2 separate regions of the Mus musculus genome follow, and region 2 is linked to region 1. The links are chromatin loops, found by intact Hi-C in ENCODE. Cell type or tissue: heart. All regions are shown on one strand.

Region 1 (8,000 bases):
CACAGAAGGGGACCCGCAGGCAGTGCTTCATGCATGTGTGAGAAATAAGACCTGAAATGAATGAGACTGGAGTCCTAAAGGAACACCACTAGACAGCTGCGATTCAAAGATGTGAGCTAAAGGTTGGGACTGAGTGTCCTACCAGTGAATGAAAGAAATCATCTCTAAGAACACTCTAATAAAAAAAAAGGGCAAGATTCTACAGATAAAGAAATGATTCTAAAAGCCCTCAGGGATATATATATATATATATATATATATATATATATATATATATATATATCGGTTTAGGCATCAGAGTAGCATCACACTGCTCCATAGCAACATTAGAAATGAGGAGAGGTGCTAAAGAGATGGCTCGGCGATGAAGGTTATTTGTTATCTTTTAGAGAACATGGGTTCAATTCCCTGTACCCATGTGGTTACTAACAACTGTCTATAATTAATTCCAGATGATCTGACTTCTTCATGCTGCAGGCACCAGGCCTGTACGTGGTGCACAGTCAACACACACAGGCAAACACTCATACACATAAAAAAAAGTTTTCTTCTAGAAAAAAAGAAAGGAGTCAGCTGAGGGGATCGGAGAGATGGCTCAGCAGTTAAAAGCACTGGCTGCTCATCCAGAAGTCATGAGTTCGTTTCCCACATCCACACAGTGGCCTCTGCTCAGGGAGCCACTGGGAGATGCGTGTTGTCAAGGTGCAGAAGTAAACCAAGAAAGAGAAGCTGAAGATCCAGGGGCAGGGTTTTCCTCAGAGGGTGAAAGAGAAGGAAGGTCTTTGAATAGCAGAGGAGATGAAATTCCAATGACAGTCAGGCCTGGGGGCGCAACCATTTCAGCCAGACTGAATCAAGAGGAAGTGTTTAGAAAGAACGTCTTGATGAAAACCAAGGTGCTCCTCCCTCTGGGGATCAGAGGATAAAGGCAAGAAGAAGCTGGTGTTTGTTGCTTTGTTGGGAGCTTTGTAGTTCCTGGGGGGACTGGTGGAGTTGGGTAAGTTTATCAGGAGTGTAAAAAGCTAAACAGACAACAGAAGACAGAAGCAGGGCAACTAATAACTCCAGGAGAAACAAAAAGCTATCCAAGTAAAATGTAACCATTGCTGCATGGCGGTGCTGGAAATGGTCTTGATTTTGCAAGACTACTTTCTATAAACCGTGAATATTGTCTTAGCCAATGGTTCAGGTTGTAAACAGAGGTTAGACCAGTGTGGCCCCTGAAGATGTGTGGAGGTGAAGGATGGTGTAAGAACCGAATCCCTCTTCCACAGGGAATGGTTGATGACAAGATCTAAAGTAGGGAAATCAAAAAGCAACAGTGTTCAAATACATGGCTTAGAAATGTGATCAAGCCGGACGAGGTGGCGCACGCCTTTAATCTCAGCACTTGGGAGGCAGAGGCAGGCAGATTTCTGAGTTTGAGGCCAGCCTGGTCTACAGAGTGAGTTCCAGGACAGCCAGGGCTACACAGAGAAACCTTGTCTCGAAAAACCAAAAAAAAAAAAAAGAAATGTGATCAAGACAAGGAGATAGATGCTTGAAGGAGCTGTTACTAGTTGCTCTCTCAGAGTTGAGTGGGCACAGCCAGGCAGTGGATCTGCAAGGTCTTATAAGCTTCGTGGCCGTATTTCAATTCTTACACTTGGATAAAATTAATTACAAAAGCATAGACTTACCCATCCTCTGCTGCGGAGATCTAGCATATAGTGTTTGACGTTTGTTGTGCGAGCTTTTTTGCCTCGCACACGCTGTCTGTGTTTGTCTGGCACATTCTCCTATATTTTCTATAAACCTTCTTTACTAAAGTTAGCGGGATTGCAGTGAGTCTGTCTGGAAAATCACTGAATTAAACGCAGCCACAGAGTGCGTCTGTGTTCCTCACAGCCGGTCTCCTCCCTCTGTTTTCTTGTCAACGCAGCCCTCTAAACATTACAAGCTCTAAACAGTAGAGGATAAACAAATTGCTTCGTTTCTCTTTCTTGCCTTCTCCCCAAAGTGGAGCAGACTTGGACTTTGCAATAAGAAATCAACATTCTTCAGTGAGCCGATGTTCCGAAAATGGAATGGCTGAGCCAGCTGCGCCCTGAGTTCTCGGAGCTCCCTGTGCGAGCATGTCTCCTCGAAGCTCCGAGTAGTTGATGGAGAAACTGAACTTACAATGACCCAGACAGCTCCCTTCTACCTTTTATTTTGGAATAATAATAAAAAATAAAATCCAGGCTTCATAGAAAATGGCCAGGATAGTAAAAAGCCCATGCCCCTTTCTGATTTGTGGCTCTCAACTCTGTCACGGTGCTTTCTCCCTCTCACACACTTGCATCCTAACCCCCTCTCTCATGTGCATTTGGGGGTGGTGTCAAAATCATCAAGTGAGTTGCAAGTGCCATGTTTCCATGTGCCTAAATATTTACAGAGGATCAAGGCAGAAAGTGATCGTACATTGTGTTTCATCCTGGATGCCCTCAAGTTCTTACAGAGTTCGTTTTCTTGTTATTTGTTAAGTGTTTCATGATGGTGACCATCCGAAGCATGAACCAGCTGCTTGAGAGAGAGTCCTCTAATATAGATAGGTTCCTCATTTTGCTCCATGATTACAATATTGTGGTTTACAGTTCCAGAAAGGATGCCCAGAGAGATTCCTTTATGTACCGCCTGTAGCTTCTTACACTTGCTCAAGAGTTACACTTCACCAGTTGTGCGTTTCAGGTTTTGTTTTTCCTGATAATTTAAAGTCTGGGATAGAGGATTAAGAGTGAACGCTTACCTGCGGAAGAGTAAGGATGAGTCAACCATAGACAACCCCCCTGCGGTAATCTCGGGAGGGGTCATCTGTCCCCCTGGAAACAAGCATAATATTTTTTAAAACAACTTTGGCAGTATTCCTTGGCTGACTTAATCTACTGTAATCAGGGGCAATGTCTCTTAGAAAGTCAATTCTTCTATGGAGTGCAGTCTAGTGAGACACATGTGGAAACCCTTGGGTAGCTTTTCCTTCACCCCAAGTGAAGTCTTGTTTGGAGTCTAAACACTGCATATGTGTTTACTCTGCAGCGTCCTGGCTGCAGCCGTGCCAGGATCCTCAGGGGCTTAGGCTGTGTATGTTTCCTGTGAGGCAAGGGCAGCCCGGAGAGCCGGCGTGCCGCACATGCCAGAGGAACTATGCAAGCTTGCTGTTGAAGGCATGGTTTCTGTGTGTCAGGCCTTCCTGGTAGGAGACCTGGTGACACAGTAGCCTTTAGGCAGAGCTCCGGAGGATCTGTAGGAAGCACTGTGGCAGGTTTCGTTGGGGGGAGAAATCTGAGCCATTTCCAAGCCTGGGCAAGCCGACTGCCAGCCAGGGTGAGTGCTTTCATTTCGACTTGTTTGTCTTGCTTCTCTTTCTGAACTCATCGGGCCTTTCTAGAAGTTTCACAGGACTTGTTATAAATATCTAGAGCACGACTCGAATTGATCTGTGATTCGGCATTTCTTCTCTTTCCCCTCTCCAGATTTTGTGGACGTTTACTACTTTGTCATTATGAGATGTCGTCTCTCGGAGCCTCCTTTGTGCAAATTAAGTTCGACGACTTGCAGTTTTTTGAAAACTGCGGTGGAGGAAGTTTTGGGAGTGTGTATCGAGCCAAATGGATATCACAGGACAAGGAGGTGGCTGTAAAGAAGTTACTCAAAATAGAGAAAGAGGTAAGATCTGCTCCCAGAGGCTCTCACACCAGCTCTTATATAAGCCTTCCAGCCTAGCGGAGTTAGAGGGTCACAGAGCTGGAAGGATCTGGCAAGTCCTTTGGGGCTGGTCCATGAGGCTCCTTCCCAATTCCCATTCTGGGAACCCCATAAATAGAAAATATTGCACTGTGTGCTTTAGGGTCGAGCTCTACTAAGGGACATGTGAAGCTAGAGGATTTCTTTCCATGGTAAGCCGGTGTTCTCTGAGCTGGCTGGCCTACAGAAACAGGCGGGTTTGAGCTTTTCACTTCTTCAGGGGAACCAGGAGGGGGCAGTAAAGAGTAAGAGGTAACATTTTCATTGCTCCCTATTTTCACCCCTTGCATTGGGAGTGGTCCCTCTTGGTGCCTTTGGAAAATAAGAGTATTTGTTTTCAACTGAACTAAGCAGTGCTAGCTTCTTAGGTTTCACCTCTACAAGTTCACAGTGGTGCATTTTGTGCAATATAGAAGTAGGTTCCAGATAGAGTTGTCTTACCTTGTAAAAATCAGAATAAGGTCTTGGCTTTGAGAGTCGGGAACTTGTGTTGAAGTATATGAGCCCTGAACTCTTAAGTTCTTCATCGTTTATAGGAATGTCCCCGTCCCCATCCCCCCCGTCCCCCCCCCCACACACACACAAACTGATGCCACCACTATATTAAGTTTGGTACCTCAAGAGTCAAATGATTCGTATAGCTGGTCCGTGAGAGTTAAGCCTTTGTAACCCTGTAAAGTACTTTTAAAAATTTATGAGCCATCTATGAGCCATGTTAATGTTTCAATACATGTATGCATTGTGTGCTTAAGTCATTATATCCATTGCCTCGTTTAACATTTCTTTTACAACGTAAACATTCAAACGCCTTTCCTTTGGCTCTTTGAGATTACAGTATATTACCACTATCTGTAATTGCCCTGCTGGTGGCCTTTAATACCTTCCTCTCATGCTCACCTTGGTCATTGTTTTATATCCAGTTTTCACTAAGTATTGTTCCTTTCAAGACAACCTATAGATAGATATACACTCTTCTCCCCAAGCGATCTTGTTATCATTAATTGCCACCAGTGAACCACCCTGGCTGATGAGAGATGAGAACCCAGGGTCAGCCTTGCAGGTCTCCTCTCAGCAGTGTGCCATGGATGGAGCTCATCAGCCCACTCACCCAGTGTTGAAACCATGACCCTGGCTCTGTGGTGTCTCTGCCGTGGGCTGTCTTTGTGTTTTACGTGAAGCAGAAGGGTACTAAGTAAAGATCAGCTCTTGCATTAGAACCACTTCTGACACCAAACTCTTTGATTTGGTAAGATGACATTATTGTCCCCATTTTATAGACTGGGAAACAGAACACTGAGAAATGTATTAGCCACTCCAGCAGGGACAGATAGAATTCAGGAGGCTGGGCTTCTTGTTCTTCAGTATTTTACTGGGAGACTTCTAGTTGACCAGGTAGGAATAGAAAATAAGCCAATTCCATCTACTTATGTAAGAATGGTAAAGGCAGGCCATGGGGCTTGGATACTTATATGGCTTCTTCTATGGTTACTGGATGAGACTGGAAACTGATTTGAAGCAGAGCATTCCATTTAGCCCGCTCACTTCCTACCTCTCCAGCATATGTGCATAGGATGTGCCTTTTCCATGGTTTGATAGGGCAGGAAAATGACACGGGAAAGCACAGGGTGAGTGCAAGAGCTGGACGCTGCCAAATCCTGCTTTTGTATTGCAAGAGCGTAACTCATAAACTATAAGTCGGAAAGAGTAGAAGGTGCATTTCATTTAGAGGACTGTTGCTGTCAGAGACAGTCTTTATTCATCCCCGTGCCAGGTACCCCACACTGCTCATCCCACAGGAGTTTAGTGTGAAAGTCCAATGAGGCAGTGAGGGTAATTGGAGAGGAAGTATGCACCCCTTGCGAAGTTGTATTTATAAGATGTGAGTTGGCCACTGGCTAGGCACTTTTCAAGTGCTAAGATAAAGGTAATGAACTCTAGAGTCTTTCCCCCATTTGTACACTCAATCCTATGCCTCTTGGTCGTTATTTTTCCAATGAGTCTTAGAAGAGACGGACCCCGTAATGAAGTGCCTGTAACTCACTTCGTGGGACGCTGAGAATGGCCTGACATCTGACTAAATGTTTGTTCTGTGAACTTGGTCATATGTGGAGAATATATGTGACAAATATATTGTCACAGCCTATGTGACTACTTGCTTGCACTTCCCTTGTGACTCCTCGTGTAGTGAGGTATGATGTGTCCCTTGTGACTCCTCGTGTAGTGAGGTATGATGTGTCCCTCTGTTTTACAAAGTATGTGTTTCCTTCCTACTGAAAAGAACAAAGAGTGGCACTTGCTTAAAATGTTTTCTAAAAATGATTTAAAGCAAACACCAAGAAAAATTATAAGACTATCACGACCTCTATAATACCACTTAAGTCTACCACATAGTGACATTTTGTGACATCTGCCTTTTCTCTTTAGTGACTTATGTGCAGTTACAATTATTTTGTTTTTCATGACTATGAGAGTAAATTACAGATGCTATATGTGTTTATTCAAAGCATTTAAGCATCTCCTAAAAACCCAATTAACAAGGTAAGGAAATTGAATGGTTATATTATTTTATTGGATCATCCATCTTCAGATTTGTCCATTTGTCCCAAGAGACGTTTATGGGATTTTTTCCCTACGCAGGATACACTCCAGGATGACAAATGGCTGTATGTCTGTTTAGCCTGTTTTATTCTGGAATAGTTACCCTGCCTTTCTTTGCCGTTTAAGACTTTTCCAGTTTTGATGAGCCGAGAACACTTATGTTGCAGAGTGCCCTTTGTTTTGGCCTTGCGCTTTTCCCCTCATGTGGCTCATGTGGCTGTGGTGGGGATGTTATAGTGGTTGTGTGTCCTTGGTGACTCTTGGTGTGGTGTGATGGGTATCTCTTGTCTGCCTTAGGTTTGGTAATGTTACTTTTGAGCCCTTCCCTGGTTACTAGACCACTCAATTCCTCTGTGGTGAAAAATACCTATTTCCCCTTTTGTAATTAAGTGTTGGGAGCTACTTCGAGGCTGTGTAAATATGTCTTCTGAGCTCAAGCATCCCTTGGTGACTCTGTCTTAGATGTGTCATTATCATGATAGTCCATTGTGCCAAGGTCAGAGGTTCCCTCCTGACCTGTTCCCCAGGCTGCTTTCTCTCTCCCTGTATTTACACTGCCCAATTTGTTTATCTGTTTATAGACATTAAATCCTTTTACAATTCAAAGTGACGCAATCCATTACGTCATACACGTTTGTGCCTGTATTATGTCCAGCTTGGCAAGAGCTCCTTCAGAGTGGCTTCTGTGGCTTTTGACCACACCGTTCATCTGGGATGCTTTCCTTACTTCTGGACACAGAAAGTTACCCAACTCACTCAACTCCCGTCCCCACTGCTGGGCCAGCCATTTCTTTAGGAGGTCCTGAGTCAGCTTCCGACTTGGAGTTGGTATCTCAGAGCCAAAATAACCAAAATGGGAGTATTAGGGGTGCCTATTTTAGACTTTTTGAAAAAGAACCCTTGCTTTTTTTTAATTTTTATTTTATAAGAGTGTTTAAATTTTAAACTCAAACCTCTGGCTAGACAGAGGTCTGCCTTTCTGGAGAAGAGTTTAGAAGTATGTAGCACACTGACGCTGGTCTCCAAATAGTTGCTTTCTGTGGGTCAGAGGTTGTGCTTCTGGGACTTTCTACGTCAGCTGTTAGAGGGGTCAGATAGGGAGTCAGGTAAGCTAGCGGTGGAGACACGTGGAGAGGGTACTGTGCTGCCTCTGCAGTGGCAAAGTGCTCAACATTTACCGGAAGTGAAGCGAGGAGGACAGCTTGTAAAACACGTATATGCTTGGTATCTGTGTGCTGCTTTTTTTTTCTCTTGAATATCTGTGGTTTTCTATGATTTCATGTTTTCTTTCAATATTTTATTGTGAAAAAATTTCAAACATAAAGTAAATTTTACAGTGAATGTCTATAGACAACATATGGAATATATAGTTAGCAAGAATACGTGTGACCACCTGTATGGCCAGCTCTCCACGTCTTACTCATCCGTCCGTCGGTCTGTCCGATGCATTTCACCCCAGCATCATTGTCTTTCTCTTAAACATGTCATTGTGCATATTACTGTCTGAGCTCAGCTGTAGTTAGTTTTATTTTTTTCCCCCTGTGGTAGAAATATGTGTCGCTCCGTTTTTAGAAGTGTGGCTTGACTATGACATATATTTACATTTCTAATAAGAAAAATACAATTTAAGAAGTATAGTT
Region 2 (8,000 bases), 180 kb after region 1:
GAAGTGTAAGGGTCAATTGCTGAAGGAAGATCCCAGACTTAGATGGTATATAAAAACAAAGAGCGTTTATTCTATAGAAACAAACAGCATGCGAGGGGCAACCATTTTCTAAAATGGCGACCCCCAAACAAAGGCACGAAGGCCTTCTTATAGGGAACCGGGGGAACTCTCTAGAAGGACTAGGTAATCCAAAATTTCATTGGTGGATGCTAGGGGTCACAGGTGGTCAGAGGTCTGCATTCCTATGTCATGAATGTTTAACCGTAGGATGTCATAGGACTGTCCAGCGCAGATGGTCCATCCTGAGATAAGATATTTCCCCATTTTTATGGTTATCCCCAGGCTGCTCTTTGGTAGGGGGTTTTATGATCTTGTTCTAGATTTTATGGTCTCACCTAGAGCTGATGTCTTATTATTTAGTTTCTGAGACTCATGGTCTATTCCTGAAACTGGTGTCTTACGGCCTTTTTTGAAAGCAGGCCTAGTCTAAATGGAGACAAACGGGGTTTATGGTGTCCTTTCAAAAGGCACAGTGACTAAGCATATAAGGCTACTCCAATGCCTCTACTCATCATGGACTAATCAGCCATATTTGCTTCCCTTTACTTACAGTTGTGACCTTGGCACACCTTGAACTGTGGATCCTCTGGCCTCTTCTTCCCTACTGCTGGGATAACAAGCTTCTGCTACCCTGCCTGATACGATGCCTCCTCCTCCTCCTCCTCCTCCTCCTCCTCCTCCTCCTCCTCCTTTCCCTCCTCCTCCTTCCCTCTTAGAAAGCACTGTGACACTGCAGTCCCAGTCTTTCCCGCCTCCTCCCTCCTTCCTCCCTTTCTCTCTTGAGGGTTAATGGCTATCTTCTTCCACCTGTTCACATTTTCTTCTTCCACAGTTCTTCTGTTTTTGTGCTTTTCAATTTTGTTAGGGGTTAGCCTTCTCCGAGGCATTTGCCATTTGCTTTCCCCCTCAACCTTGTGTGAGGAGCTAGCTTCACCGATGCAAGAGAGCCGCTCTGAACAGTTGTTTAAATCCTGTTACATGCCTACGCCACTGTTCTTTTCCTGTAGTCATATCCTTTTTTTTCTTTTTGAGGGGGTGGTGATAGCTAATCTTGTCAACTTGGTGACACTGAGAAGTGCCTAGGGGATTATTGAAGTGTGCCCCTGAGTGAGTCTTCAGGGTGTTTCCAGAGAGGATTAACTGGGGTTTGGGGTGGGGGTCTGGGAGGAGGGAAGGGCAGGGTATGTAAAGTGAATAAATAAATGAATGGGGAAGAATTCATCCCGAGCACGCAGGGTGTCATTCTGCATGCTAAGGGCTTTAATGGAACAGAAGAGAGGACACAGTGACACAGGCACTCTGCTTTCTGTTTGATTTTCCCTACACCTTCTTGTCATGATAGACTAGACTTTATGAAAGCCTGAGCCAAATAAATTTCTCCTTCATCTCCCTTACCTCCATGTTTGTGTCAGACTTTTGTGCCAATGACGGAACAGAAGCACAAGTGTGACTTCGCTGGTTTGCAATATTTCGCCCTGATATACTATACTGATAGGAATGAGCCAACTACTCCTCCTCTGGTCCAGTTAGCTCCAACTTCAAAACAAAGTCTCAATCTGAACACTCTCCGGGTACTACAATGACATCAGTATCTTAGCATTCCCAGTTTTCGCCCCCTCCTGGCTGGCTGCTCCCCCCAGACTATACCATCCATGGGGGCAAACAGGGGCACCCCAGCCTGTTAAATCCTCCACTGTCTTTCTATCAGGCCTGGAATAAATGCAGAGATCTTTTATAGCTAGGAAGCTCCAAATGTCTACTTTCTCTTCCTCTTTTCCTGACTTTCAGTAGTAGAGATGGGGACTCTTGGCTGCTTCATACTGTTCTGGAACCAGATGCCAGTCTGCCTGAAACTAGTACTTTTTTCCTGTCGCTTCCTTTCTGACCACTCAGATTTCTGGCTGTATATCACCAGCTTGTATAACTATTGTAGAAGTATGCATTGTTCCTTTCCTGTCTTCAGCTTTTCACTGTACTTTCTTCCTCTTCCTCCTCCTCTTCTTCCTCTTTCTCTTCTCCTCCTCCTTCTCCTCCTCCTCCTCCTCCTCCTCCTCCAAAGTATCATACCTGAAATTCTCTTTTGTATCTCTGCTCCTCCATCAGAGTGTACACTCTCTGGACCTTGTATCCTCAGTACTCAGAATAGCACCTGCTTACAACCTTGCACTCAGTTAGGGGCAGGACTTTGAACCGCCCTGATGGTGAAGCCCAGAGGATATACATTGTCTGCAGGACACACACAAGCACAGAAGTGAAAACTTTAAGGAAACAACATGCACACGTCCTGGGCTCACATTGGATTTCGTTGAAAAAGAAATGCAGGAGCACAGAGAGACAAGCCTGTTCCAAGAAGAGTAAAAATGCTCAGTGTAGAACATTACCCAGGCAAAGTGGCCCGGATGCCCCCTTCGTTCTGTGACCTCACATGGTCAGTTCTACTTGCACAAACCATATTCACAAGAACATTGTACTAAGGACAATTTTAGGTCTCCATCCACATACTTATTCATCCAACAAGTGTTGGTTGAACTCCTGGCTGCTACCAGGAATTTTGCCAAACAAATCAATTAGCTGCTTCTCTTGATGCCTAAGTTGGAGACTGGAGTTCTTTGTCTCTAGCACAGAGGGAGGGTGACCCCTGGGCAGCTCCTTCCAATCCATTGTCTTCCTCGGTTATTTATGTCTTTATGGTCAGTACCTAGAGAGGTGTGTGTGTGTGTGTGTGTGTGTGTGTGTGTGTGTTGCGCATGCTCTCTTCACAGAAAAGGACTGTGGCAACATCAATACTAAGAGAAAAGTTTTGAAATAAGGGGGAATGCTTACACTTCAAGAAATGTTTTAAATCTATGATTATAATTAAAGCTCTTTTAAAAAGCACCCAAGGTTTTTCGGTCGTTGCTGTTTGGGTTTTTTTTTTTCCCCCTGTGTTTTACTCTTTAAAAACAGGGGAGCCTCGTTTCATCCCTGTGCCGGTCTTAGTGAGAAGGGCTATAAGAAAGAAAGAAAGAAAGAAAGAAAGAAAGAAAGAAAGAAAGAAAGAAAGAAAGAAAGAAAGATCTTCTAACTAGCTCTGGTTGTTCCCAATTTTGCCTGGAGAAAAATGGACAATCCACAGTGTAATCGCCTGCAGCTTTTATCTCCGAAAGATAAAGCTCTAAAGACTTTTACCCTTCGGAGAGGCTTTACTCAACTGAAGGGCTATTTTTAAACCCACGCCGGAATCTTTCTTGAAGCAACAGGACTTAACTGGTCTATTGACTACATATAGATAGTGGTGTGGTTGCTAGATAAGAGGTGCTATGCTCTCAGATATTTGTGGGTGGTATCCCCGTTCTGTTCTTTAACATTTTTAAGAGATTAAACTACAGCGAAAGTGTGAACGCAGTAAGAGGCTCTACCAGCCTTACAATCTCCCGTTTTGTATGCAAATCAGACGGCCAGTCTCAGGACCTCGGCAGCCACTTTCGCGCCACTTCCCAGGACCGCGCAGCTTCATAAAAAGCCAGTGGCACTGAGTTCCCACAACGCCACTGTTTCATAGAACATTCAGCAGTTTCCGAGGACACTCAAGGTTATTACAACCACGAGAACCGCTTCTATTTTTTTCCAGAGCTGGGACGCTTCGGGTACCGCTAAAGAGGTCATCTTAGCTGGCAGGACCTGCGTCCCGGCGCGGGAAAGCCGGTGGCCCCGCCCCTCCGGCGGCGGAGTGCGCGCCCCGCCTCTGTCCCGGAGCTCGGGTTGTTCGGGCTCTGAGTGCTGGTGTGTTCCGACGAACTATCCCCGTTCCGAGTGCCTGGGTACCCGCCGCCAACATGGAGGCTCGCCGCGCGCGGGTGAGGCCCGGCCGGGTGCACCGGGGCGGGGTTGGTGGGTGCTAGACACGGGCGGGTCCGGGCCACTTCCCTCCGACTCCGCGGGTTAGCTCCGCTCACTTGTCCCACGCGCTCCTGATTGTCGCCAGGTTGAGGGAAATCACAGATCGATTTTCTTATAATCTTTGCACCCAGGATAACTCAAGGCCAAGGTGATGCGCCCGCCGGCGCGCACGGAGTTGCCAGCGTTCCCGGAACCTGCGGCACGGGCGCTCATGCTCCACGTGCGCGCGGAGGCCTGGGACTCGCCGCTGGCCATCCTGTCTGGCGGTCGTATCCCAGCCTTCCACCTTCTGGGACCTCACCCTGCACGACCCGCTGGCGGCGAGTGCGTTGTTACCTACGCGTGCACTAGTGGCCCTGGGATCGATCCTCTTTTGCTCTGCGTCCCCTTCTAACCACTCTGGATCTGCGGGTTTAGCGTAGATGGCCTTGTGAGCATTTCTTGAGAACTTGGGTTGTGCACGTGGGGGGAGGTATTGTTTTAGTCCTAGGCTGTGGTCAGATGCAATTTTGGGGCCCAGCGATGCAAGTCGTGTGCCGCGACCGTTTAGTAACCTTCCCTGCGTCCCCCAACTCCCCACCCGTCCCACCCTTTTCTTCCCGGCTTGCAGCTGCGAGCTGGAACGTAACTCTTTTTGCTCCAACGGAAGCCAGAACTTATGTCCTGCCCTGGAGTGGGTTGAAGAGTGGGGGGATGGGCGGAAAGGAAGACAGTGACGTGCTTCAAATAAATATCGGGTTCGGGGGCCCTTGTGGCGAGGTCTGAGTGGGTAGACGGAGTCGTGGTCTCATAGCGGATCTCCGCGCGTGGGGAAATGGGCTTGGAGTTTGGCTTGCCTTGGTGCATATTTGGACACCTGACTGGAGGAATCGACTTCACCTCTCCGCACTTCAGTTTTCTTACTTATTTAAGTGATGGTAACGTCGCTGCAAAGAATTAAGCGAACATCAGTACCAAATCTGCCGTCAAAGAACACTCACCGTAAACAGAATTAAGAGTTACATCTGCCAAAAAAGTTCACCCCAGGCACGACCTTTGGCTCTCCTTTTTTGTGTGTCTTTTCCATCGAAGACATACTTGCCTGGTGAATGACTGACCGTTGGCCTGTCCTGGCTTGTTAAAGATTAGCCTCTTTTCCTGATGGCTTTTGATTGACTGCCTCCCCTGAGGCTGACATGGAGTTAAATTGATTAGTAGAGTGTAGAGAATTAAAGTCATTTAAGGAGCTGTGTGCCGTTTTGGGGATTTCTTAGTTCTTTGCATTTTGTTGCACCTTATTGCCTTGGACTTCCTCTACCAGAAACCTGGGCAGACTTTTGAATCCCTTTTAACTCCTAACTCTCCACCCACCGCCTCGAACTACTGTTGTAAATACAATATTTGGTAGCTCTCTCGAATACCACACATTGCTGCCATTAGGATATCAGAAGCATACACAAATGGTTGATTGGTGTCTACTTAGGAACATGATGTGGAGGCTGGGCCACCAACATCTTGGAAATCATTTTATTGTATCCGAGAGACTGAAATGTAATGTGTTAGGTGCGGAAGGAAGTCTTTCCCAACATCTAGGCATTTTCTGTTCCCTAACACCCTTGGGCACTCTGGTGGGGCTGGCCCAACTTGGGTCAATAAGAAATGGCCAAATAGGCTGTCCTGGTTACATTTTCTAGTGGACAGTACAAGGCTGTAAGCTAAAATGAATGGAGTTTTTTCATAATTCCGACTAACTTGACCTTTATTTGCTAGAAATGCTTACTGTTGACTTCTACCACAGGTCTTAGAATTCTCAAGCCTTCTGGGGGCCATGAGAAAGCTGTATGGAGCCCATGGTCAGAGAGTTCCTATGGAATCCAGTCTTCAACCTGGCCTAGGAGTGTTAGTTGACCTCTGACTTGGCTTCTTGTACTATGTATTTTCGGGCTGATAACCCTTGATTTGTAAAGACTGCAAAACCTCCATGCCCCTCTCCTTGGAGCGAGCGGCGCCTGTTTGGGTGACTGCCATCTTAAAACACAGGACCTGCCCAATTTTTGTAGTTTAGGAAATTAGCATCACAGTGCAGAGCCCAAGGCTTACATAAAAAGACCTCATTAGCTTGATTTTTGGCTGAGGGAGAAAAATTGCTCCTCCATTTTGTACTTTTGAAATCTCCTTTTAGAAGTACAGTTCAATGAGAAAAAATGAGGCTGGGTTTTAGGAGCTGGTGTTAAGCTCTGTGGAGTTCTATAATGCTAAATGCTTCGGAGTTTAAGGTGGGAGGAGAAGTAACTGCAGATATCCAGAGGCTAAGTTGATGCGTACCATTAAAATGACCTCCTGAAGAGATCCTTCCTTAGAATTTGACCTGAGTTGATTATATTTTTTTAATTTTTATTTATTTATTTTTTTGGTGGTAATTGCCAATCATTTTTCTCTGTAAGGTCTGAAAAAGTTTCAGTCCGTCTGTCTACTCTGCTGTGTAAACCTACCAGACTGAGAACTGATGTGTTGAGTAGTCCTGTATGGCCAGAAGCACCCTGTTCAATGGTGTTGCCATTTCTCTCCGCAGCAAAAGGCTCTCAAAGTAAAGAACTTAAAGGATGTCAGATATATGAAGTTGATTTCCATGGAGACATCGTCCTCCTCCGATGACAGTTGTGACAGCTTTGCTTCTGATAATTTTGCAAACACAGTAAGTGCTGCCTGAGAATAAACAGGATCGAGTCTGCCATGCTCCAAATGCCCCCAAACACTTTGTGCACGATTTAAAAACCGCTTGCTTTTTCGCCTGCATTTCTATACAGCCGTTAGGAAACTGCACCATGCGCTGTCATTTCGCCTCGCTCTTTGCTGTGGTTCTAGGTGGTAATTGTTGAAGGCAGATTAGCTGCTTATTGTGTCCTTTTGAAGTGTCGCCTAACCTAACGCGACTGATGACTTGCTATAACAACTCAGAAATCATTTGTAAACCTCTGAACCATTTTTCTTTGTAACAAAAGCCATTCTCCTGTAGTGAGTGCACTTGTAAATGTGATTTGCTCTCTGCACAGTTTATGGAAAATTGGTTCTTGAAAAAGGAAAAAAAAAAATCCACATGCACATTTATTTATTTATTTTACAGAAACCTAAATTCAGGTCAGATATCAGTGAAGAACTGGGCTCATGTTTTTGGTGTTTTTTCTTTCTTTCTTTTGTAATGAGGACTCTGAGAATGAATCTTTCTGCAGCTTTTCAAAGGGTGAGGTGCAGGATGTATTAAGTCACTGGATTTTTACAGAAACCAAGGCCAGATGCCACTAAGGAATTGGCCAGCATTTTTCATGCCGACTCTGATGAGGAATTATTTTGCGGTTTTTCAGAGAGTGAGATACAAGATGGAATGGTGAGTGTGAGAATTCCACCAGTATCAAGCAGGGAGGTACACCGAGAGGCAGGAGACATTGGCTTTTTGAGCTGATAACTCCCCATCCATGTCGGAGATTTTGATGACCTGATTATAAATATTTTCTTCATGTCTTAAAGCCATTCTTATACTAATGTCCTGCTTGTAGATCTTAACCATTTTTTTAGGTTTTGGGAAATTGCTAAGTAAAGTTGGCTAGCCTCCAGATTACCATTAGCTGCAGAGCTGACCTGATCGCAGGAAGCACGTGTGTCCTAAAGATTAGCTACCGTTGGCGCTTACACGTGCAGGTGCCCAACCCAGTGCTAGCATGGAGCTGACAGAGCCGGGTCCCATGGTTCTAGTTGTTCCTGTGTCTAGAACCCCTTAGGACCGCGTAGCTCATAGCAGGTAGGGCCCTTCTTGCTTCTGTGTCTGCTTTCCCTGGGTGTGCTGCCTTTCGCTCAGCTCTGTCACCTGCTGTGCCTGTGCCTGTGCCTTACTCCCTACTCCTGAGCATAGCATGCTTTCTATAGACTTTCTCCCAAAGAAGTGCACTTGTTACAAATCACCCGCATGTTATTTACGTTGTTGTCACTGACCACATTCCCTGCAGGCCACCACTTGACTGGCTCTGCTGTGACAGCACTTGGCTCTAGAACTATTTTATCACCATCTATACCTACGCATGTTTTCT

The links. Hi-C counts contacts between places; a loop is a spot of excess contacts. Peaks named below come from ENCODE experiments on the same cell type or tissue, not always from the same donor. Only the 100,000 strongest peaks of a DNase experiment are listed, where the experiment ranks them.
Region 2: it touches region 1 in a loop (2.0-fold over the local background); 3 of 42 quality-filtered maps call a loop at or near these places.

What each region holds. Positions count from the first base shown.
Region 1 is chr2:72,294,697-72,302,696 of GRCm38, forward strand. It overlaps Map3k20 (mitogen-activated protein kinase kinase kinase 20), which reads left to right. Exons shown (of 20, transcript NM_023057.5): 2 at 3,492-3,684. The coding sequence starts at 3,526. Among named protein-coding and RNA genes, the nearest start is that of Map3k20, 13 kb to the left of the region's middle. In heart, a CTCF peak has its summit at 3,989 (motif pointing right); DNase peaks (open chromatin) are centred at 3,175 and 3,825; H3K27ac peaks cover 682 bases.
Region 2 is chr2:72,472,416-72,480,415 of GRCm38, forward strand. Cdca7 (cell division cycle associated 7) reads left to right here and starts at 3,804. Exons shown (of 9, transcript NM_025866.3): 1 at 3,804-3,896; 2 at 6,491-6,613. The coding sequence starts at 3,876. In heart, no CTCF peak of the experiment used is centred here; a DNase peak (open chromatin) is centred at 3,826; H3K4me3 peaks cover 3,569 bases; H3K27ac peaks cover 3,398 bases.